Linked DNA regions of Homo sapiens: all the other regions are linked to region 2. A link is a loop called in an ENCODE intact Hi-C map of the cell type or tissue named here. Cell type or tissue: PC-3. All regions are shown on one strand.

Region 1 (8,000 bases), 110 kb after region 2:
AAAGATTTACCAACGAAATTGAGTTGTTTCTGTAAAGTATAGCAGCAATACAGGAAGCACTTTGAATACAATTCAAGATACATTTATTGTGCAGATACACTGGTGCTAACACTGTGGAGGATCAAAAAAGTTGGGATACATGATGTTTGCCACAAAGGATCCTATGATCATGTGGACAAGTACTATTCAAGGCCAGAACACATGAGAGACTCCCTTCTGAAAAATATTCCGAGAGATATCATTTAGATGGAGGTTGACATGGAAAATCTTGCAGGGAGTAAATTTAGTTTTTCCTATTTGATGAAGGATTATTTCTTAATGTAATATTCAAACATTTCTTGAAAGCTCACTATATATATGATGTACAAGGTAGTATTCTTGGTGCTGTGACCAAAGCTTAACAAGATAGAGTCATTGTCCATAAGGAACTTAACATGTCTCTAAATACTTTTAAATTTTATTTCATAAAAATTAATTTAACAATTACATATCTGTTGTGGTAGATGGCATAGTGAATATGACTCACAGAGTGCCATGTGTGAACTTGAGGTTTGATCTAATAGGGGCTCAATGTCTAATAGGGACTCAATGTCCAATATGTAAATTATGCATCATATGCTGTTCATAATAACAGAATCCAAAATATCCAAAATTTTATACATTTTACATAAAGGCAACTTAACACAATACCACCTCCCTTCCTGTTTATTTAATGTGAGACTTATACTTGAGTCCCCTAAACTATTTTTACCATCAATAATGTAACATGCATCTTAAAAATGTTTTTTCTGTATCAAGAAATGTATTTATTTTATTTTCTGGCAACTATTATCAACAGTTAATGAAATAAAAAACTATCATAATACCATACATCATTACCATGTTTGGCTTATGTAAAGATCAATGGTAGTCGATTAAATTTCCTTCAAAATTTCCAATCCAGATGACTCATATGTATTTGAAGCACATGGTAAATATTTCACTATAAAATAAAGAGTAATATCAAATGTATTTCTTTAATTAAATTCCTTGCTGTATGTTTTATTCACATGTGTATACAATGCAATTTGTATAGAATGCTAAGTAAAAAGTAGCAGTTAATTTGGGGGGCTACTGCTGTAAAAGTATGTTATCTTTTATATATATCACAGCATTACTTATTATCAGCTTCACACACAGCACTTTGCCTTTGATTTACACAAACACCTGTAAATGTTTTATATATTTGTGAGGAAGTGAATGATATTAGACCATCACTCCACGGGGACTGCAAATCAGGGGGAAAAAAAAGGCTATTACATTTCAGAAGCTGTTAAATCAGTTGTGCCCCCTGGCTGATTTTGTCAGCTATATTTGCTGTGGGTAAAACCGTTGATGCCTGGAATACTGGAGCGGCCCTGAGAGTGTTGAAGAGTAAATAGCAGCAGAGTTGTAAACTACACCCCACATCTCACACTTACCGCATAAGCCCAGCTTACACTTTCCTCTGAATAAATCCAGAGCTTAAAAAAGAGCAAGAGAGAGAAATAAAGAAAAGGGGAGGGCAAAACAAGGCAAAACTCGGCCCATGCCTTCTGTCACTGCCTCTAGGTTTAGCCCCTCAGCAGCCTGCCAACAGGACACTGTTCTGCCAGTTGTAAATTTTAATTGGCCATCTGGGGAAAGCACAAACCACTGACTAGAGATTAATCAGCAAATTAACCCAGGCATAATACACATTTCCCAGTGGACCCAAAGCAGCTCTAGGCTGGAGCAGAGCAGCCTGGGATGCTGGAGAACTTGTGTATAATGCTGTTATTGCTTACTGCCATGCAGTAGAACATCTTCTTGGAGTCCTGAAATTCCCGTCTGTGTGACCTTGTTAGTGCCCCTGATTTGTACGGCAGTTGCAAAGAGCCTTTTTTTCTTCTTCTTCTTTTTTTTTTTTGTAAAGTACTAAACACAGATGGTGCAGGTACTGTGATTGCTGGGAAAAGTGTTGATGAATCAGTGAAAGTGACAACTTTTCTCTAGTGGGCTATTCACTTGGTTTGCTAAAGTACCTATAGAAAGAAACAATAGTGTACCTGGATTTTTACCAGCTCAATGAATCACCAGAGAATCACATTTATTTAGCCAATTTCTTGTACTACAGGAAATGCCTTTGCACAGTCTCGTACTGGAAAAGCAAATTTGTGTATAATAAAGTTAAATCCTTCTTCAAGTCTAACTTACAGGGAATAATTTAAGCCAAATGTACATTTATATAGAATACTATGGCTTCAACTTGTTCAATAACACAGTCTTCTAATCAGCCCAGGGGCATTCTGTAAGCTGAGATAGGGAAAGAGGATAAAGACTAAAGGAAGAACATTTTAAGGTGATAAATACCCAAAAGGTAAAGTGAAGGGCTGGTAAGAAATTGCGAGTGGTTTTGATACAGGATGGAGTGAAAACACTTTGTGAAAGAATAGGCTTTACACAGCTTTTGGAATAATAAAAATGGTAGGGCTTCATGCATTACTATAAGCAGGGGTCTTTAGGATATGGAATATTATGAGATTCAGAAGTGGGAGTATACAGCCTAAATAAAGTACACACTGAATAAATTTGCTTGAGGGAAACTAAGGATGAAGCGGCCAGGCCAAATCAGTGAAGAACAGAGATTTTCCATCTTGTGGACAGTTGTATTTCCAGAAGGTGGCATGGAGAACTCAGCATAGTAGCATATAGCAGGCACTCAACACTTTTTAATAAAAGAAGGCATAGCCAACTTTAATAAAATTAGAAGCTAATATTATATTAGACATGCCTACTACTTGTTGCCTTTCCTGTCCATAGTCCATGCTGAATGCATGGTAGACCACATGACAAGTGACCTGACACATCACATTTGAGGCACCAATTTATAGGCTGACAAGGGACCTATGATATTATCTGGTGCAAAAACATATTTTTTTATTTTTCCATGAGTTATTAGGGTACAGATATTTGGTTACATGAGTAAGTTCTTTAGTGGTGATTTGTGAGATCCTGGTGCACCCATCACCTAAGCAGTATACACTGCACCATATTTGTAGTCCTTTATCCCTCACCCCCCTCCTACTCTTCCTCCCAAGTCCCCAAAGTCCATTGTATCATTCTTATACCTTTGTGTCCTCATAGCTTAGCTTCCACATATCAGTGAGAACAGATGATGTTTGGTTTTCCATTCCTGAGTTACTTCACTTAAAATAATAGTCTCTAATCTCATCCAGGTCACTGCAAATGCTGTTAATTCATTCTTTTTATGGCTGAGTAGTATTCCATCATATATATATATATATAGATATATAGATATCACAGTTTCTTTATCCACTTGTTGATTGATGTGCATTTGGGTTGGTTCCATGATTTTGTAGTTGTGAATTGTGCTGCTATAAACATGCTTGTGCAAGTATCTTTTCTGAGTAATGACTTCTTTTCTTCTGGGTAGATACCCAGTAGTGGGATTGCTGGATCAAATGGTAGTTCTATTAGTTCTTCAAGGAATCTCCTTACTGATTTCTATAATGGCTGTACTAGTTTACATTCCCACCAGCAGTGTAGAAGTGTTCCTTGATCACTGCATCCACACCAACATCTGTTTTTTTATTTTTTGATTATGGCCATTCTTATAGGAGTAAGGTGGTATCACATTGGGTTTTTGCTTTGCATTTCCCTAATCATTAGTGATTTTAAGCGTTTTTTCGTATGTTTGTTGGACATGTATATATCTTCTTTTGAGAATTTTCTATTCATGTTCTTAGCCCACTTTTTGATGGGATTGTTTATTTTTTTCTTACTGATTTGTTTGAGTTTGTTGTAGATTCTGGACATTAGTCCTTTGTCAGATGTATACATTGTAAAGATTTTCTCCCACTCTGTGGGTTGTCTGTTTACCCGGCTGACTGTTCCTTTTGCTGTGCAGAAGCTCTTTCATTTAATTAGGTCCCAGGTATTTATCTTTGTTTTTATTGTGTTTGCTTTTGGGTTCTTGGTCATGAAATTCTTGCCTAAGCCAACGTCTAGAAGAGTTTTTCTGATGTTATCTTCTAGAATTTTTATAGTTTCAGGTCTTAGGTTTAAGTCCTTAATCCATCTTGAGTTGATTTTTGTGTAAGGTGAAAGATAAGGATCCAGTTTCATTCTCCTACATGTGGCTAGCCAATTATCCCAGCACCATTTGTTGAAAAGGGTGTCATTCCCCTACTTTATGTTTTCATTTGCTTTGTCCAAGATCGGTTGGTTGTAACTACTGGGTTTATTTCTGGTTCTCTATTCTGTTCCATCAGTTTATGTGTCTATTTTTATACCAGCACCATGCTGTTTTGGTGACTGTGGCCTTATAGTATAGTTTGAAATCCGTTAACATGATGCCTCCAGATTTGTTCTTTTTGCTTAGTCTTGCTTTGGCTATGTGGTTCCATATGAATTTTAGAATTGCTTTATCTAATTCTGTAAATAATGATGATGGTATTTTGATAGAGATTGCATTGAATTTGTAGATTGCTTCTGGCAGTATGGTTATTTTCCCAATATTGATTCTACCCATCCAAGATCATGGGATGTGTTTCCATTTGTTTGTGTCGTCTATGATTTCTTTTAGCAGTGTTTTGTAGTTTTCCTTGTAGAGGACTTCCAACTCCTAGGTTAGGTATATTCCTAAGTATTTTACTTTTTTTTGCAGCTATTGTAACAAGGGTTGAGTTCTTGATTTGATTCTCCATTTGGTTGGTGTTGGCGTACAGAAGAGCTACTGATTTGTGTACATTAATCTTGTATCTGGAAACTTTGCTGAATTCTTTTATCAATTTTAGGAGCTTTCTGGAGGAGTCTTTAGGGTTTTCAGAGTAAATGATCATATCATCAGCAAACAGTGACAGCTTGACTTCCTCTTTACCAATTTGGATGCCCTTTATTTCTTTTTCTTTTTCTTTCTTTTTTTTTTTTTTTCAAGACAGAGTTTTGCTCTTGTTACCCAGGCTGGTATGCAATGGCGCTATCTCGGCTCACTGCAACCTCTGCCTACTGGATTCAAGCAACTCTCCTGCCTTAGCCTCCTGAGTAGCTGGGATTATAGGCATGCGCCACCATGCCCAGCTAATTTTTGTATTTTTAGCAGGGATGGAGTTTCACTATGTTGGTCAGGCTGGTCTCGAACTCCCGACCTCAAGTGATCCGCTGACCTCGGCTTTCCAAATTTCTGACAGGCATGAGCCACCGCACCTGGCCTATTGGATGCCCTTTATTTCTCTCTCTTGTCTGATTTGTGCAAAAACTTTGATCAAAACTTAGATGAATTCAGTCAGGTATGATGTTTCATGCCTGCAATCCCAGCACTTTGGGAGGCCGAGGCCAGCAGATCACCTGAGGTCAGGAGCTCAAGACCAGCCTGGCCAACATAACAAAACCCCATCTCTACTAAAAATACAAAAATTAGCCGGGCGTGGTGGTGCGCATCTGTAATCCCAGCTACTCAGGAGGCTGAGGCAGGAGAATTGCTTGATCCCAGGTGGCAGAGTTTGCAGTGAGCCAAGACCATGCCACTGCACTCCAGCCTGGGTGACAGAGCTAGGCTCCATCTCAAAAAAAAACAAAAAACAAAAAACAAGCAAAAAAAAAAACTTAGATGAATTGATCCAAATGGATTCTATTCTTCTATTCTTGGGAAATTTGAAAAAGGAAGCTTGAGAAACTCAGTTCCTTAGCAGTGAAACTTGTGACATAAAAGCTATGATAAAGAAAAGGACAAAGTAGAAAATGCAGTGATTTGAGATTCTGGGCCAGCAGAGGAAGCCAGTGTGTTGAAAGAGAAGAATGGAGTTGATTTGCTGGAAGGAGCAGCAAAGAGGAAGGCTGGCATCCCTAGAGATAGGAAGTGGACTCTCTATCCCAGTTCTACCTTATCTGAAGCCTACCTCTATCTCTTTCCCTGGTCTCTGATTTTATGAGAGTTGAGCAAGCTTACATGACATTCTGATTGTTGCACCAAAAGAACTTTGACCAGAGCAACCATGTAATAGCACCATCATAAACTAATGGCTTCAAAAGACAAATAAAATTAGTAACCTTCCCCCTACTTCCTACTACTAAACAGTGCACAGGATTTAGGAACTCTAAAGAATGTGGTCATTTTCAGAAATAAAAGTAATGGTGGATTTTTTCATACGGCTATGCTCTGACCTACCACTAAATCACGCAGACCCATTTCACCTGCCTCTGGCAAAATAGACTCTCTTCTTTCACAACCAGGTATGGATTTTTTTTCTGTTTTATTACATTATTGCAAGCAATGCTGCCTGCCAAACCACATGCCCTTAAACTGAAATGGCTTCTAGGCAAACACTGGATTATCTGTGACAGTAAATCAGTCAATATGCTTGGCCTAGGTACCACAGCAGTTAAATAGACATCTTTGGCTTCAGGAGGGGAAACCTTCCTTCAGATACCCAATTCAGCTTCTAATAAGGCCTTTTGAAAAGCTTTTTATTTAAATAGTATTTTAAATCACTGAGAAGTTTATTGTGAGATTTGATATGAGATATAAAGGCCTGGAAAGATAATAGACAACAGTTCTGAATTAAACACTGAATGCATAACAAGTAAAAGCAAAATATTTAAAGTTATTTTAACATTTAAATTATTCCACAAGAAAAAATTTTTGAGAGTCATGAAATGTCTGGCCACTGCTCACCATATATGAATTGAATGCTCTAGCTGTGTGTACTGCAAGCAGGAAATAATGCCTAACACAACAGTGTATCGGAGAGTAGACTCAGTGTTTTCGGTGCGCACTGGTGGATGGATTTCTTTATCTCCTCTGGGAGGGATAAGATCCAAAGGTTAGAACAGGCTCAAATAAATTCAGTTCAGTATGTGTGGTCTCTTCTGAATTATTTCAAAGCCTTACTGTCTAGCTTCAACCCTGTTCCCCTACTTCATGTTATCTCAATTATATATCTTTGAAAAATTGGAGAAAATAGTATTCATTTATTTGTAAAGACATTAGAGATTCTGGACATTAGAGGATGACTGAAGCACAAAAGTACAGAAGAATGTAAAGATAATCATTTCTATAGATCACCTATTGTTATGTTTGTCTTGTCACACATAGCTTTCCATATCTTCACATGTACCACATATTTTCAAGAAATAAAGAAGATATATACGTTGATATTTTTGTTTATATATTCCACCCCAAATATCTTAAACATAACTTGCTATCTTATATTTATATTATCTTTATATCTAAAAATAAAAGAGCTCCTCAGGGATGATTTTATACAGTGTGGCTAAAATGTAGAAATGGAGTCAAGGACGCTGAAACACTTGGTAATTAGGTAAATAATCACAGATTATTCACAGCGGTGCCTATTATACAGTAAAAAATAAGAAGTAAATTTATGTATTAGATTTGCTAAAATGTGACCAACAAGACTCTTGCCAGGTGTCCTAATGAAAGTGGTACTGTCTTTAAACCCTGCATGGCAATCCCTGATATGCCTCCATGATATCCAAGGAAGACAGGACAACCTGGAAGTCCAAACTCTTCCTTAAGAGCATCCAACTTTTAGATGATTAACCAAAATGCCTCATTGTGGAAGTGACATTGTGGGTTCCAAATAGATACAGATCCACATATACTTCTGAGGGAAGTCTGTGGAGCTGATGGACAAGAACACTATAATGCACAAGACCATCTGAGGCCATCCAGAAAACAACTCAGCTCTGGAGAAACTGTTGCCTCATATCTGAGGGAATGTGGGCTTTGTGTTCACCAAGGAGGTCTTCACTGAGATTAGGGACATACTGCTGGCCAATAGGTGCCAGCTGATATCTGTGCAGGTGCCATTGCTCCACCTGAAGTCACTGTACCAGCCCAGAACACTAGTCTGGGTCCCAAGAAGTCATTTTTCTTCCAGGCTTTAGGCATCACCACTAAAATCTCCAGGGTCACTATTGGAATCCTCAGTGATGTACAGCTGATGAGGACTGGAGAC
Region 2 (8,000 bases):
TGATCTATCAGACCCTGGAGGATAGAACTGTTTTCTTTGTTGTCACTGCCTTCTGAGGTCACTATTGAACTAGGCAGAAACCAATGGCAGAAATTCATTGACCTGAAATGGATTAAGTAAGAAAATTTATCTTTTTTTACATTCTAACAACTCTCTGCTTTGTAATCCACATAATTGTAAGAAGTAGTGTATTTTAAATCAAGCATATTTGCGTCTAAATTCCCCCATCAGGTACCATATGTGTAATCCTGGACAAATTATATAACATCTGTGAGTTGCAGTTTCTTCATCTGACACGTGGGATTTATAAAGAACCTCTTTCACAACGTTATTGGGAGTAGTTATGGATAGTATATGTTACATGGCATACCTCAACATCCTTTCTTTTTTTTTAACCTTTATTTTAGATTCAGGGGTTCTCAATATCTTTTTAATAAGAAACTATTTTCAATGTTTCAAAAGTAGCCATGAATAAAATGGGATAAAATGGGATTATTCCCTCTGTATAACCTACAGCTAAGGATTCTTTTAAAATACACATATCATTCCAAGGATCAATTTCATCTCTACGCACACACACACATATACACATGTACACACACACACACACACACACACACACACACACACAAAATCTCTCCTTACAAATTCTGCTTATCAAGTAATTTGGCTTTCAATATTTTACAATTTTTTTCAAAATTTATGAAAAGTAAATTCTAAGAGAAAGTGTAACTAGGGCCCTTTGTGAAAATACAAGGGTCAATTTTAATTCCTTTTTCCCAATACATTGAAATCTATTGATCCCTCTCTGTATATATATTCGTGCATTTTTAGATAATGTGTGAGCTTACAAATATTTAAAACATAGCATGGCAAACATAGCTTATTCCACGTATTATGCCTCCCTATTTCTCCCACTTACAGAACATAGACATTTCCAATCTTATAAATATCCAACGGGGGAAAGAATCCCTAACTCGGCCTATGCACATGGAGCCATCCTATCTTTCCCTTCCCCTAGCTTTTTCTAGAGGAGATCCATGGACCAGGGTAAAACAGCATCTGCAGCACACCTGTTACTTTCAGGGGACTAGACATTCTCTGCTTATTTCTCCTTCTGAGAAACCATTTATGACTCATCAATTTCCCCTCAGGAAACATTCTGTGGTTGTTGTGGCCATTGCCGTTGATGTTGGTTTCCCTGTTCTGTCTCTCACACAGTTACCTCAAAATAATCTTTTTCCCCCTTACCAATTCCTTCCATTTGTGAACACACAGAGAAGCAATGACCTCAATTATGGTTCATAAGCATTCATGATACACCTGTAATATAGAGTGAAGGAGAGTCTCAAATTGTGAAGTGAAATTAGACACAATCACAAGCCAGTGCCGCGCACTGCAAGAGCCCTTGAGTGTACCCAGGAGTCTCCTTCAGAATTTCCACAACAATCTCCACCCACATCCTCATCCTCCTCTAATTAAACCTGTTTTCCTCAAGCACCAGTATTTCAAAAACCGTCCTTTTCAATTTTATTATTTTCTTGTGTTGTTTGATTACTAGTATGAAAACACCCACAATTTTTATAGGATTTTTCTGAAAATGTAAAAGAATGTTGCAAAAACATTGGGAGAGGTTAGCCTGGGGTCTTAATCACCATTATAATATTGTTTCTGGAAGAAAATGCATTCTGAGTTCCACGCAAGTGACTTACAAATAAACTTTCAGAACATAACACGTTCTGAATGAGGGGACTGCCTATATACATAGTTGGAAAATCATTGAGGCTTGATACCATTAGGCATCATAAAATCTGCAAATTCACATGTAAATAAATCAAATTATTCACCAGCCCAAACAATTTTGCAGTGAGTTACCACTCATTTTCGAAAGTTCGTTTATTTTCCCTCACCTGGAATAAGTTGTTATTCAAACTGATCACTTAAACCAGAAGACAAAATTAATACTAATAAAAACAGTGGGAAGTAGCCTAGAGAATGCAAAACCAACCAAGCTTAAGAAAAACAATAACTATATATATATTATATATATACATATAATATACACATATATAACATTTGGCCACTTACAAAATGTCTGAGGACATTTCAAAAATCAGGAAATTAAAGCACACATAAGAAACTAGAAAATTTTTACAGAATACACTAATGAGACATTGTGCAATTTCTTGAAAGAAACCTGTGACAGTAACCTTTAATGATATCCTAATACCTCTCGTATCCAGGATCCAAATGTACAAAGAAAGAAAAAATGCTAACAAATAATTTTCCAAGATTTTTGCCACGAGCATAAGCACTCCTATTTGACCAACGGATTAAATTACAGTAGCAATACCTATGTGAATCATTTTGGATTCATTTTGATCCAGAAAAAAAAATGCTGGGAACCATTATTATTTATAACTTGAGCATCACGCTGGAAAATGTCACTTGAATCTTACTTGAATTATATTTCCTATGTGAAAATGAAACAGCCCACAAGTTACTTTAAATCTATAGTGTATGTGGATGTCAGCACTCACAGAGACAGGAAAAATTTGTTTCTTTCTCTTTCCAGATGTAAAAAGCAGCAAACTTACTGATTTTTTTTCTTATTTTATCCTAGAAGAAATAATATTCTTTTCCCCCCACTCCCCAATTATGTTGCTGGCCTCAAAGGTCAATGAACACATTCATGCAGAAAGACATAGATGGCTATAGGGAACTGGCTCTTTCTTACTATAATAAAGTCTTGCATATTTTGGCCAGGAGAAATTTGCACAAGGACATTTTCTTCTACAGGTAATAGTAAGCAAATTCCTTAGGTTCAAAGGGGAATTCAGTGAAAATACGGTCTAACTGAACAATACGGTCTAGGAAGGCTTACCTGTAGTGCTGTTTGTGTTTGGTGGCAGACCTATAGAATTGCTTTTGCCACCTGTGTGCCCCTCGAATCCTGCCATTGGAAGATTAGCTTCCTTTTCTTCAGGTACAAATCCTGCAAAGGCTGATAGCTACAACTTAGAGAGGTGCCACTGGATGTGGGAGAGACATCCATTTGATAGTGACAGAATAAGGATGTTAATGGATAGATTTATTTGTTGCTTCGAAGCATACTGATACTGTAGATGGAATTGAGAAAGTAAAAACTTTGTTTTCACCTCATGGAATGTGGTTTCCTATAAAAATGTGCTTCCATTAAGATAATGTTGGAGTTCTAAATCTGTCTAAACAGGAGTGAATAGGAAGGCCCAACTTCAGTTTCATTTTTAAAATGTTTTTATACATTTTAGTTTCAAGTTCTGCATGCTATTTGGAGGCTTTAAGGGGCTAGATTTCTATTAGCTTTGCCTTTAGGCAGGTAGAGAAATAAGTTATACAAGCTCACATATGAGGAAAAGTAAAAGAGCACAAAAATTAAATTTAGAACTCTGGATTTGAGTCCAACCCCACCATCAACATTCTGTGTGCTCTTAGTTAACTCTCTGATCTCCAAATTCCTTATCTGCTAAGTGAAGGCAATAATAGATCTTTAAGTACCTTACTGGGTAAAGATAAAATAAGATGATTTATATGAACGCAGTTTGTAAACTTTTAGCACTGATAGCATTAACCGACTTAAGGTTTTCTAAATTGATTGCAAAAGATCTCAAAAGAGTTTTTCAGAATTTTTATGTAATTCAATGTCCTGGTATAGTAAGTGATTCCAGCATTGTTTTGGCAAATGAATACTCTGAAGAAAATGTGACCTAAACATTAAACTCTTAAGTCCTGTCAAACCCTACTCTGAAAATAATGATAGCATATACATAATGATCCAGGTATTCCAAATCACAGAATGAAAAGAAGAAGAAAAATCAGTTTACAAATACAAATCTGAGTTACCTTTCCTACTCCAGGACTGTAATTATTTATTTTACAGTTATATTTTCACTTGCAGAAACTCGTTGCTCTTTACTAGTATTTTATTTAGGGAGAATAAATTAAATGCTAAAGAATGGACCATAATGCTACCTTCCTTTCATGAAGTAGAATTTTTCTCAAACTATTGAGGAAAAGAAGATGAACTTGCTTTGTCCTCGTCCCTGAAAGGACTGTGATCATTAAAGGGAACTGATAACTTCCTTCAAATATGTTTAGCCCGTAAGCTAGCAAAGGTGACTAGCAGGAATGGTGATTAATTTCCTAGTCAGGAAGAGAAAAATATAATAAATAATCTTCTAAACTGGTTCAATGAATCTGCATTTGCACTAGACACTCCTAAGTTCCAGAAGTATCACGTAGAAAAATCCCGTAACACGGATCCAGCGAGAGAAGGACTCTAACTTGGAAAACAGAGAGGAAATTAGAGATGGAGACAAGCCTGAAATTAGTATTATTTAAAGAGTGCCGTTGGCACCTACAGCATGAATAAAAGTAATTAGTTTAACATTGTGTCTCGTCCTGACAGTTTTCTTTTTCTTTTTTGATGCAATCAAGCCCCTTTCCTTCACTGTCCTAAATCATCGCAGGCTTCATTAGAGCCACAAAGCACAAACTGCTGGGGACGTCTTTTCTGCGGGATACGGCTCTTTATTCAGTGACTTCCGCTCAGACTGCAGACTGCCTGCGTATTTAAGCACTGGGGACTCAAAAAGAACTAGCTCCTGTTTTATTTGTTCACATTCCGAGTGCTACATGATTCTGATTACAACGCAGACGGCTTGAAGCAGTCAAGGATAAATACAAGGGTTAAATAATCCAGCAGTCACTGAAACTGGACCCCAGAAAGACTGAGTCTAAAAGCTTCTTTGTTAGCCTGTCACTTCAAGTGTCTTTACTCTGTATGCAAATTCCGTCCACCTTACAGGTATATAGGTGAACTCTTTCCCTCTCTGCGGTTTGTTTTAGTTTGTGCCATTTTTCTTGATGTGGAAAATGTCTGTGTCCTGAAGAAATGCTTTCACCTGCAAGTGAGGTAAACACATTGTACACTGTTTTACCAAAAGAGGGCAATGTTGCTGTTCAGAATTTCCTCATTCTGTTCCCCAGGACCTGTTCTCTAGAACGGTAAATAATCTTTGCTGTCTCTTCCCTTTCACCCATATACAAGTTTCCACATGTCTATGCGCTCTGTAGTTAATCAGGACTTTATAACTATCTGTCTTACCTATTAACTGCATCCACTCCCAAATTGTTTAAAGGTTAACACATTTCACTCCATGCATGACTGGCACACATGAGCAAAGTGCTGTCTCTGAAATTCTAAATCCTTTTCCATTTGCCAATGATAGGCAAGAGGAGAAACAACCTGCTTTAGGAAATATTGAAAGATATTTTTACTATGTCCCTATTCTCAAGTATTCAATCAGTGTATTATCGAACTCTGGTTCTCCTAGGTAACCAAACTAAAAACACAAGGGAGGAAACACAGTGTTCATTTTGGGGGAATTTACTTCACAGTTATTCATCATCTTATTAGTTAAAACATGCTTCAAAACTAATACCAGGATATTGATAATAATCTTGATAACTGGCATTCAATTTCTTTTGTGGAGAGTCAGGGAATGAATGCTGCATGATATGATTTTAAATGATATAACCCAATGTGAATTCAGGACTTTATGTAAGAGTTTTCTTTAGGAGACTCTAAATTAGTGATCTGCCTTTTCTTTAAGATGTTGCATTTTCCCCCTTGGCAGCTTATTGTACTTTAATAGGTTATTTCCACCTATTTTTCATTCCTTAAAGAATTGTAATCCAGTTGTTTTCTGGAAAGCGCAATTTAGATTTTCAATGGAAGGTTTGTTTGAGTAGCAGAATTCTTGGCATTTTTTTTTTGTCAAAGAAGAAACACTCTCAGTCTATGGAGTGTTTCTTTTGCTCTCTGAAGCAACTGGCAATGTAGCTGGACTACCAAAGGAGTGCTATCAGAGCAAACTACTCTTGCATTTAAAAAGCCTACTAGCCTATTTTTTTTTACAAATATATGTGTGTATATATATGTGTATATACATATGTGTGTGTACCTATAAATGTGTGTATGCACACACACACTGCTATTTCTGTCTTTGTTTTTTTTTTTAGTACTGACTCATATTTAAAGTTCATTAAAAGGAAATAATTGTAGGCAATTTTGGGCATTAAGCATTTCCTAGGGACTGCAACTAGGTGTTTCATCAGAACCAACAGTCTGAAAATATGAAAACTACAGTCACTAAAATTAAAAATACATTAACAGGGAAAAGAATTTGGTGTGGAGTGGCAAATCCTTAGAGCAGGAGATAGTCTTTGATGGGCTTCTTGGTTCTTTCAGTCTCTGAAGTGCCTCATGTTCTCATATTTAACTGGGCTTGAAAGATTTAAGTGGAATCTACTGTCCCAGGGACATCAATAAAACCCATAGAAAGCTGTGTCTGCTGTAGGTGGTTGAGGAAATCCTTATTTAACATTGACTTAGTTTACTGTGGCTCGTCTTTTTCATTTTTTCTGAGTTAAAGCCCGCCATCTCATTTCTGCTTCCTTCTTCTACATCTGTCAGTATATGTACATGAGAAAGTCTATGTTATTAAAAGAATAATAACCATATTGCAGGTTTCTGAACCCAAGATTGTATTTTCTTTCTCAAATATTCATTAAAAAATATAGATTGTATTTTATTGAAAGTGCTCTTTAATGAATAGTATTCCTGTTTGCGTACAAGAAGGAGCTTCCAGTGCAATTCCCTGACAGTAATTGTGGTCTGAATTGAGAACATACAGTAACGGAGTGCAGTTAATGGCCACCCTGTGGATTGAGTGCTCCACTTTTGTCATATCTGGCTACTTTTTAAAATGCAGAAATTAGTTAGGCCAGCAAAGAGTTAATTATGTTCTTGTATCAGGAAACCCTCAATGAGCAGTCAGAAAGAGGAATTCTTTGTCTTTAATGCAAAACAGAAATTTCAAAGACCCTGGCAGATGATAGTCTATAAATAGTAACTGAGCATCTAGTTTGTGTGTGTGTGCGTGTATGTGCATGTGTGTAATGTGAGAACAAGGGAAAACCCTCCAGTAAGGCAGTCCACAATGTTAAGGAGCACGAAATGAGTCGTTGGTACCTTTTAATTTCCATAAAATTAAAATAAATAAACAGAACAAAACACCTTTCTAGCCAAACTTCATCTTTTTACTTCTCTAATTTAATCTCTTATCACCTAATAATTACCAGCATGTAAAAAAGCATGTCTAACCGAAGAAACAGGTTCTTTGTGTGACTATGGTCAGCTCCAAAAGGTCCAAGCAAAATAGACATGTTCATAAATGGGTTAAGGATGAGAGAGATCAAGTTTGCAAAGACCAAATAGGAGATGTTGACATTTTATAAGATTTGGGGAAATAGGAGGCTATATAATTAAATCATTTAATCTTCTGATTTCTTAGAATTTGAGGAAAAGAGTAATTTAAAATATCTGTCTGTGAGCATACACACATTCACACAGACACATGCGCACACACACTCGCACACACACACTCATACACTCAGAGTCATCTAGATGATATACTTGCCATAGAGAATTTGCTATGAAAAGCAAAAAGCTAACATAAGCAAATGGATATTTTTTAAACCTATCCAGGCTTTTGCAAAACAGAAGATGTTATTCTCAAAACTTGTCTTGGAAAGGGAGAAAATCCATTAAAGTTGGAGCATTTGATGAAATACCTTAGCTAATATGTAGGGTTTGACATCAAAGGTGAGTAGTGCATCAAACCATCAGGATTGCTGCATAGCCACCTCCACCTCATCTAAAAATGCACTGGGATTCATAGCTCTGGTTCTTGAGGATAGTCTACATCCTAGGTGGGGACCAAGGATTTATACCTCCTTGGTATGTGATGGATACTGGGTTTTGCAAAGCCATAGTGCTCACTAGCATATTTAGAAAAATCAGAAACTAAGGTTGTATCAAGAACCCTACCATTATAACAATATGAAAAAATCCATCCAAAAGAAGAGTTTTTAGTACTTGTTCAAATATTTGTTTA
Region 3 (8,000 bases), 140 kb before region 2:
AATACTGACTGACAGACTTGAAATTATGCTTTCCATTTGCTTGTCATTCCTATTCTGTCTCTATTATGAAAAAAAAAACTAAAGTTTTGAACATTCTTCCAAGATTTTAATTGTATTAGCAGTGGAGGAAATGCCACAGCTTCAAATTCCAATTATGCATTAGATTTATGGCCATAATAGATGGAAATGGCATAACTGATCTATCTCTTTATAAGCATCATAGCATGCTCTGAGTCACAATCCAGATAGTATTGGAATTTTGATATTTGATAGCTGCAATTAAGAAGCTGCTAGAACCTATCTTTAGTTTTAAGGTTATTTGCATTTACGTGTGAAATTTAAGTATCACCATAACAATGTCTATAAAGGAACTATAGGAAAAGATATTGACTGTGACTTTTTTGAAATCTACATATTAGTTTGAGAACAATTGAAATTCTAACAATGTATTTTTTAATTCATTGCCTCTTTATTTCTTTTTTATTTTCTCGGGTAGGTTTTGTAGTTTTCAGTGTATAGGTCTTGTACATCTCATTACTAAAAGTTATTTCTAAATATTTGATGTTTTGAGGTGAATATTTTTTAAATGTTAAATTATTATTGAAAATATTAAATAATATTTTAAAACTTTACATCCAGTTGTTTCATATTTCAATTATTTTTTGCTTAAAGATAGAATTATAATTTGATTTTGTAGTTTGACTTTGCATTTTGAAATTGTGATAAATTATTCATTCCAGTAGCTTTATGTATATTACTTAGAATATTCTATACACATATTCTATTGCTTGAAAATAAGGAGAATTTTATTTTGTCTCTTTCAGCCTGTATACCTTATATTTTCTTGCCTTATTCTGCTGGAGCTAGGACCTCCAGAAAAATGTTGAAAAGAAGTGAAAGCTGACATTCTTGTTTTTTCTTAATCCTAAACAACCTTCCACTGCTATGTTAGCTATGGATGTTTCATGTATGCACTTTATCATTTAGAGGAAGTTTCCTTCTATTTCTAGAAGGAATATTTATTTATTTAGATATATATGTAAATATTAGAAGAAATATATATAACATATATAAATAAATATTAGAAGGAATATTTATTTATTTTTGAGATGAGCTCTTGCCTGTCACCCAGGCTGGAGTGCAGTGGTGCAATGTCCACTCACTCCAATCTCTGCCTCCTGGGCTTTCCAGCTTTTGCCATTAAGTTCAACAACTTATATGAAAGGAACAAATTCTGTGAAATCAAAAATTATGAGAACCAATGAGATTAAATGTTTATACTATTATCTTATTATGCTTTTACTGTCTGTAAAACTTGTAGTGGTATCCCCTCTTCCATTCCTGATATTGGTAATTGATGTATTTTCTCTCTTGTTTTTTCCTTGATCAGTCTATCTAGACTTTATCAACTTTATTGATCTTTTCAGAAATCCAGCATTTAGTTTTATTTGCCTTTTTTCTGAGACAGAGTTTCACTCTGCCACCCAGGCTGGAGTGCAGTGGTGCGATCTTGGCCCACTGCAACCTCCGCCTCCCAGATCAAGCAATTCTCCTGCCTCGGCCTCCTGAGTAGCTGGGATTACAGGCATGTACCACCATGCCAAGCTTTTTTTTGTATTTTTAGTAGAGATGGGGTTTCACTATGTTGGTCAGGCTGGTCTTGAACTCCTGACCTCATGATCCACTTGCCTCAGCCTCCCAAAGTGCTGAGATTACAGGCATTTCATTGACTTTTACATTGTTCACCTGTTTTTTATTTCATTGCCATTATTTCTATTTCTGGTCCAAGTCATTGTTTTGTGTATATCCAAGTTGTCCTCTGACATCATTTTCTTTCAGTCTAAAAAAGTTCGTTTTTGTAATTTCATGTAATGAATGTCTCATGGCCAAAAATTCACTAGGCTTTTGTTCATCAGAAATTTGTCTTTGATTCTGTTTTTTAACTTTTCATTTTTAAAATAATTTCAGACTTACAAAAAATTTCAAAAATAGTGTAAATAAAATTCTATACACCATTCAGAATCCCTAAACAATACAACTTTACCATATTTGTTTTACAATTCAATCCTTCTCTTCATATATATGGAGTATATGTGTATGTGTGCATGTGCACAAATATATGCATATGTTGTTATAGAAATATAAATACATTTGTGTATATACACATATATGTATTTGTGTGTGTACCCACACACAGACACACACAGAAATCTTAACCTAAAATCAAATACCATCACTTTAAAGAATATTGTCACTAGATGTAGAATTCTAGGTTGATAATTTTATTTCAGCAATTCAAAGATGTCATTGTATTGTCTTCTAGAATTCACTGTTTCTAATGAGAAGTCAGTGGTCATTTTTATCTTTGTCATATCTTTGTCATTATCTTTGTTTGTATGTCGTATTTGCTTCTACTCTGCTACCTTCAAGATTTCCTTTTTATTGTTGGTTATGGAAATACATTATAATGGGCCTTAGTATAGTTTTCTTTATGTTTATCCTGCTTGAGTTGTGTTGGGTTTCTCAGATTTGAGAGTTTATAATTTTTATGAAATTTGCAAAAATGTGGCATTTATTCTTTTAACTTTTTTTTGTTCTGCTCTTCTGATCCTCCAGTTATATACATAATAAATTGCCAAACATTTTCCTACAGGTTCCTGAAGATCTGTTTATTTTTGTTTCAATCTTTTGCTGCTCATGTTTTATTCTGGATTTTTTTTCCCTTTGCCACATCTATCTATTCTTTATTTCTCAGTGGATTTTTCTTTACAGATAATATATGTTTTGTTTATCTATTTTTCCATTTCTGTCTTTATTAATCTTCTAGGTTCTCTTGACTATATTAATAGTTTCCTCTAAATCCTTTAAGATATTTATATTAGTTATTTTAAAATTAATATCTTCCAATTCCACTCTCTCTGTCATTTCTGGTTTTTTTCTACCAGTTGATTGTTCTCTTTGTTCTGAATCATATTTTCTGCTTTCTCACATGTCTAGTAATATTTTTATGAAATCCTAGGCATTGCAATATTATGATTTATGATTTTTCTTTAAAGAGTATTGAGTATTGTTTTTGGTAATTAAGTCACTTGTGAATCATCTCATTTTTCCTCCATTTTTCATGTTATGTTAGGATATAACCTGAGTACCCTTTTTCTAGATCACTCCAGCTCTACTAAAAAAAGTTACCTTTTTGAAGCTTCCATTGAATACCCCAGGAGTTCGAGTATCGCCATTCCTATTAGTCAAAACTCATATGTCTTCTAGCTCTCAGAATTCTAGAATGAATATCTCCTTATTAGTCATTCTTTCCATTGTGATTATTTTCTGCTTAGCCTCCTTATAGAGCCTTACCCTATAAATGTACAAAGACTCATAGGCACGCTGGTGCAGATTTATGGAGCTTTTTCTCTGCGTAGCTCTGTCCTTTTTTACTCTGCCCCCAAATTCTAGTAGTCTCAGCCTCTCCAAACTCAGAAACGATTTCCCTAATTCAGAGATAGTACCATTCTCTGCTTGGGATTTCTTTTCCTTATTGTGGTCTGGAAAATGTCTCCAGGTAGAAAGCCAAGGTTATTTTAGGGATCATATCATTTGCTTCCCTTACCTCAGAATCACACACCTGTACTGTCTGTTGTCCAGTCTCTGAAAACAATTGTTTGTTTTATATATTTTGTTTGGTTTCCTACTTGTTTACTATGGGAGAGCAAGTCTAGTCAGATTCATTCTGTCATGGACAGGAGTGGGAGTCCGTAGTTTACTTTTTGAAAAAGAACTAAATTGTCTTTGGGAAAAATCTCAATCTCTCACTCTCTCTCACTCTCTCTCTCTCTCTCTCCCCCGAGCCCTTGCTCCATCTTTAATGAGCAAATGTGTTCTGTTATGTGAAAATCAAAATCCTAGTTTATTGTGGGTTGGAGGGGTTTGTGATAAGAAACTAATGTGTTCAATGTGTTAATATAAAAACTTGTTACCACAGGAATAGAATGGTTGCTGTATAGTGAAGAAGTACCATCAAAAATCAGTTGAGATAATGATTGAGGGGTGTACTATTGATTTTACTCTTCCTGGGCCCTAGAGAAAGTTGATTGGTCTCAGAAAGCCATTGTGCAACAATATGGCAACAATAGCCTTTCAGAGGAAAAGTAAATCATAAATATTTTTGGCATGGACAAATCCTATAGACTCCAGAAGCTGTGATGTCCAGTATCTAGTTGAAATACAGCAGAAGGGCTTTCTTCGAGGAGTTAGATAATGAAATTTTCTAAACATTTATTTCACAAATTTTAAGCTCCTGGTGCCATAAAGATCTATTTTTTAATCTGTTGACTGTAGTGAGCAGAGTAAGATATCTGTTGATATTTGTATAAGGCTGCCCTATTCCCTGAGTTTTCATTTACACTCAGCAGATTATATTTATTCTAATACAATGCAACTTGACCCAAGGACAAGTCAAGCCTCCAGGTAATTTGCAATAGGTTTATTCGCCTGATTTGATTTTCTCTAATTTTCATGGTACTTATTCTGCTTAATTTGAATTATTGGTATAAACTTTCTTAAAGTACATGCATAAAAAGAAATAATTTTTTCCTTTAATTAAAACATGGATCAAAGGACCTTGAAAAGCTGGAATATTTCTGAAAGAATAAAAGTCCTGAAGAGTGTACCGTTTACGTAGGGATGTCAGGAAGGACACATAGCACATCATTATTTCTTCCGCTTGTACTCAGAGTGATTTTTCAAAAGAGAAAAAATCTTGAATACACTCATAGAAACTTTGAGTCATCAGACATTTTTTACTGTGACTGCCTACTTAATCCAGGAAGAAAGTGAACATTCATGAGTCAGAGCCCTTAGCTTTGACGAGTTCACTTAAAAATGACAATGGAATATTGTAGAAGAGGAATTTGCACCAAATAATCTGGAAAATATTTGCAATAAATGAGCACTGGGTCAGTCCTATTCACCCTCCCTGTGGATGTGCAAGAAACAGGGTTGTCTCAGGAAATGTGATGAAATGAGCCCACTATTGCAGGAAACTGCAAAGCCTCTCAAAGTCCCTGAAGAGAGGGCTTGACATGATCAATGGTAGGACAATTTAGACTCAATATAATAGTGGTTCCTCAGTGAGATGATGCGCTTCTACATAAAGGAAATGGGTAGATTATTTATGAAAGTTGTTTGTATTTAACCTTTGATTGTAAAGAAAGGTAGAATTAGTTACAGAATTTACATATTAATTTAATGCTACAAATATTTATTTATAATAAAAAAAGTCCTACCATCATCGAATTATAGTCTAAAAGAAGAAACAGACATTAATTAAATATTCACACAAAATAACTGAGCGACGTGCTCTTAGGAAAAAGAAGACGATACTACAAAAATGACTACAAAAAGGAATCGTATCTAGACTTGAGGTTGGGTGGGCTTCTGTGAGGAAGTGGCTAAAGTATTAGTGAGAGATACTAAGTGAATATGTGTGCATAGGCCTCTTTCCATAAAACTGAGAGATGGTTCAAATAGAAAACAATAAGATGGTAAACATAAACTCCAACAGATTAATAATTATACTAAACATAACTAGGCTAAGTAATAAAAAGATAGACTATATAGTATAATTATATACTCCTTGTGTGTGTATGTATATATATATATATACTATATATAATCTATATGGTATAATTATATACTCCTATATAGTGTAAGTATATGCTTGCAATCGACACACCTTTAATATAAGGACACAAGGAGGTTAAAAATAACGGTAGACTTAAAGATAGCATTATTAGAAATAAATAGGAAATTTTAAAGTGATAAAAGGCCAATCATCTAGTAAGGTCAAACAAGTTTAAATTTCTGTATTCCTAATAAACTTGAAAAAGGGGAAAAGTAATCGAATTAATAGGAGAAATAGACAAATCCAAATTCATAGAGAAAAATTTTACATTTCTCCTAATAACAGAACAAGAAAAAATATTTAGTAGAGATTTAGGAAATCCAAACATCTTTAACACATATAACCTAATTGTATAAATATAACTCTACACCCAATAATAACAGAATATACATTTTTTTCCCTTTTTGAGATGGAGTCTCGCTCTGTCGCCCAGGCTGGAGGGCAATGGTGTGATCTCAGCTCACTGCAACTTCTGCCTCCAGGGTTCAGCAATTCTTCTGTCTCAGCCTCCTGAGTAGCTGGGAATACTGCCACAATGCCTGGCTGATTTTTGTATTTTTAGTAGAGAAGAGGTTTCACCATGCTGGCTAGGCTGGTCTTGAACTCCTGACCTCAAATGATCCTCCCGCCTTGGCCTCCCAAAATGCTGGGATTACAGGCGTGAGTCACTGCACCTGCCCAACAGAATATTCGTTTATTTCAAAAGCACAGAAAATATTTACTACAATTGACCATATACTGAAACATGAGGCAAGATTTCAATAAATTGCTAGAAAACGAGAGGCTGATTTTTATGCAAAGCAGAATTCCATATAATTCTTCACTGATGGAATTTACTATCTAGAGTATAAATGAAGATTGTAAAAGAGATTTTCTATGTGTGAGTAATAATCTGAGAACTCTTTACAACATGAAATACCCAGCATATAAACGAGCTTACCGTTTTTGGGTTTGTGAGCCACTGTTGTCCTGAAAAATGTAAGTTAGTCATATATGCCTTCTGACTATGTGAATAGTGAGATACAAAAGCTGAGTGATCCGAAAACTAAACAGGCCCAATTAACTCATTGATCACATTAAGTTAGTGCTTGTCATTTAGAATCTAAACAATATCCTGATTTGGAAAAGTTGTTTCAGGGAGCTGTATTTAATGGATTGGGGTCTCCTAGCTATTGATGTGGCATTTGCTGTGACTCTATCTTGTATTCTTTGCTAATTACTTGTAAAGCTTGGTGCTGGGTGAGACGCAAGTTTTGAGTAAGTCTGATAATTTGGGCATTTGTGAGAAAGCAAAAATTAAACTGAATTCAACACAATAAGAAGTCAATACAGCTTTAAATAACGCTTGGATAAAATCAGAAATTTTAATAGAATTTATATATGTTAAATTCAGTGATAAAAATATGACATATTAAAACGTGGAATACTGTTTAGAGAAACAGTAATAACATTAAATCATACATTAGACAAGAGGGGAGGAAGTCAAAGTTCAATGCTCTAAATGTGCATCTCAAGAAGAGAAAAAAATCAGCAAATAAAGCCTTGTAAAAGTAGACAAGAGGCAAATAAAGCCTTTAAAAAGTAGATAAGTGTAGAAGTTAAAAAATTAGAAATCAGGCTGGGCGGCGTGGTGGCTCACACCTGTAATCCCAGCACGTTTGGAGGCCAAGGTGGGTGGATCACGAGGTCAGGAGTTTGAGACCAGCCTGGCCAACATAGTGAAACCCCCTCTCTATTAAAAATACAAAAAATTAGCTGGACATGGTGGCAGGAGCCTGTAATCTCAGCTACTTGGGAGGTTGAGGCAGGAGAATCGCTTGAACCCAGAGGCGGAGGTTGCAGTGAGCCAAGATCGCACCATTGCACTCCAGCCTGGGTGACAGTGTGAGACTCCATCTCAAAATAAATAAATAAGAAATCAAAGACATAATAGAGAAAAACAACAAAGCCAAAACTTGGCATTATGGATTGAATTGTGCCATGCAAAATTATATGTTTAAATCTGAAATTCTGACATCTCAGAATGTGTTTATTTGAAAACAGGGTTGTTGCAGCTGCAGTTAGTTATCTTAGTCCAGTTGTGCTGTTATAACAGAATACCACAGACTGGGTAATTTACAAAGAAGAGGAATTTGTTTCATACAGTTCTGGAGGCTAGGTAAGTGCCGGCAGGTTCGGTGGTCTGGTAAGGACTGCTCTGCTGTGCTCACATGGTAGAAGAATGGAAAAGCAGGCTAGTCAGCTAGCCTAAAGCTGTGTGAAACCTCTCTTTTGAGGACCTTAATCCCACGGATGAGGAAAGAGATCTTACGACTTACCC

What was found. A loop is a pair of places that touch in the nucleus more often than their neighbours do. Peaks named below come from ENCODE experiments on the same cell type or tissue, not always from the same donor. Only the 100,000 strongest peaks of a DNase experiment are listed, where the experiment ranks them.
Region 1: it touches region 2 in a loop (3-fold over the local background); 2 of 110 quality-filtered maps call a loop at or near these places.
Region 3: a loop joins it to region 2, with 2.8 times the contacts of the local background. A loop is called at or near these places in 4 of 110 quality-filtered maps.

The regions. Positions count from the first base shown.
Region 1 is chr2:156,777,889-156,785,888 of GRCh38, reverse strand. It overlaps the pseudogene RPLP0P7. Among named protein-coding and RNA genes, the nearest start is that of LINC01958, 120 kb to the right of the region's middle. In PC-3, no CTCF peak of the experiment used is centred here; no DNase peak of the experiment used is centred here; H3K27ac peaks cover 1,107 bases.
Region 2 is chr2:156,889,675-156,897,674 of GRCh38, reverse strand. No RefSeq gene overlaps it. Among named protein-coding and RNA genes, the nearest start is that of LINC01958, 230 kb to the right of the region's middle. RefSeq lists an enhancer at 988-1,037. In PC-3, a CTCF peak has its summit at 4,973 (motif pointing right); DNase peaks (open chromatin) are centred at 1,144 and 4,984; H3K4me3 peaks cover 1,333 bases; H3K27ac peaks cover 445 bases.
Region 3 is chr2:157,029,102-157,037,101 of GRCh38, reverse strand. The region is part of intron 1 of LOC105373710 (a long non-coding RNA gene); the gene reads left to right. LOC105373709 (a long non-coding RNA gene) reads right to left here and starts at 3,830. Exons shown (of 4, transcript XR_001739755.2): 1 at 3,190-3,830. In PC-3, no CTCF peak of the experiment used is centred here; a DNase peak (open chromatin) is centred at 4,871; H3K27ac peaks cover 1,767 bases.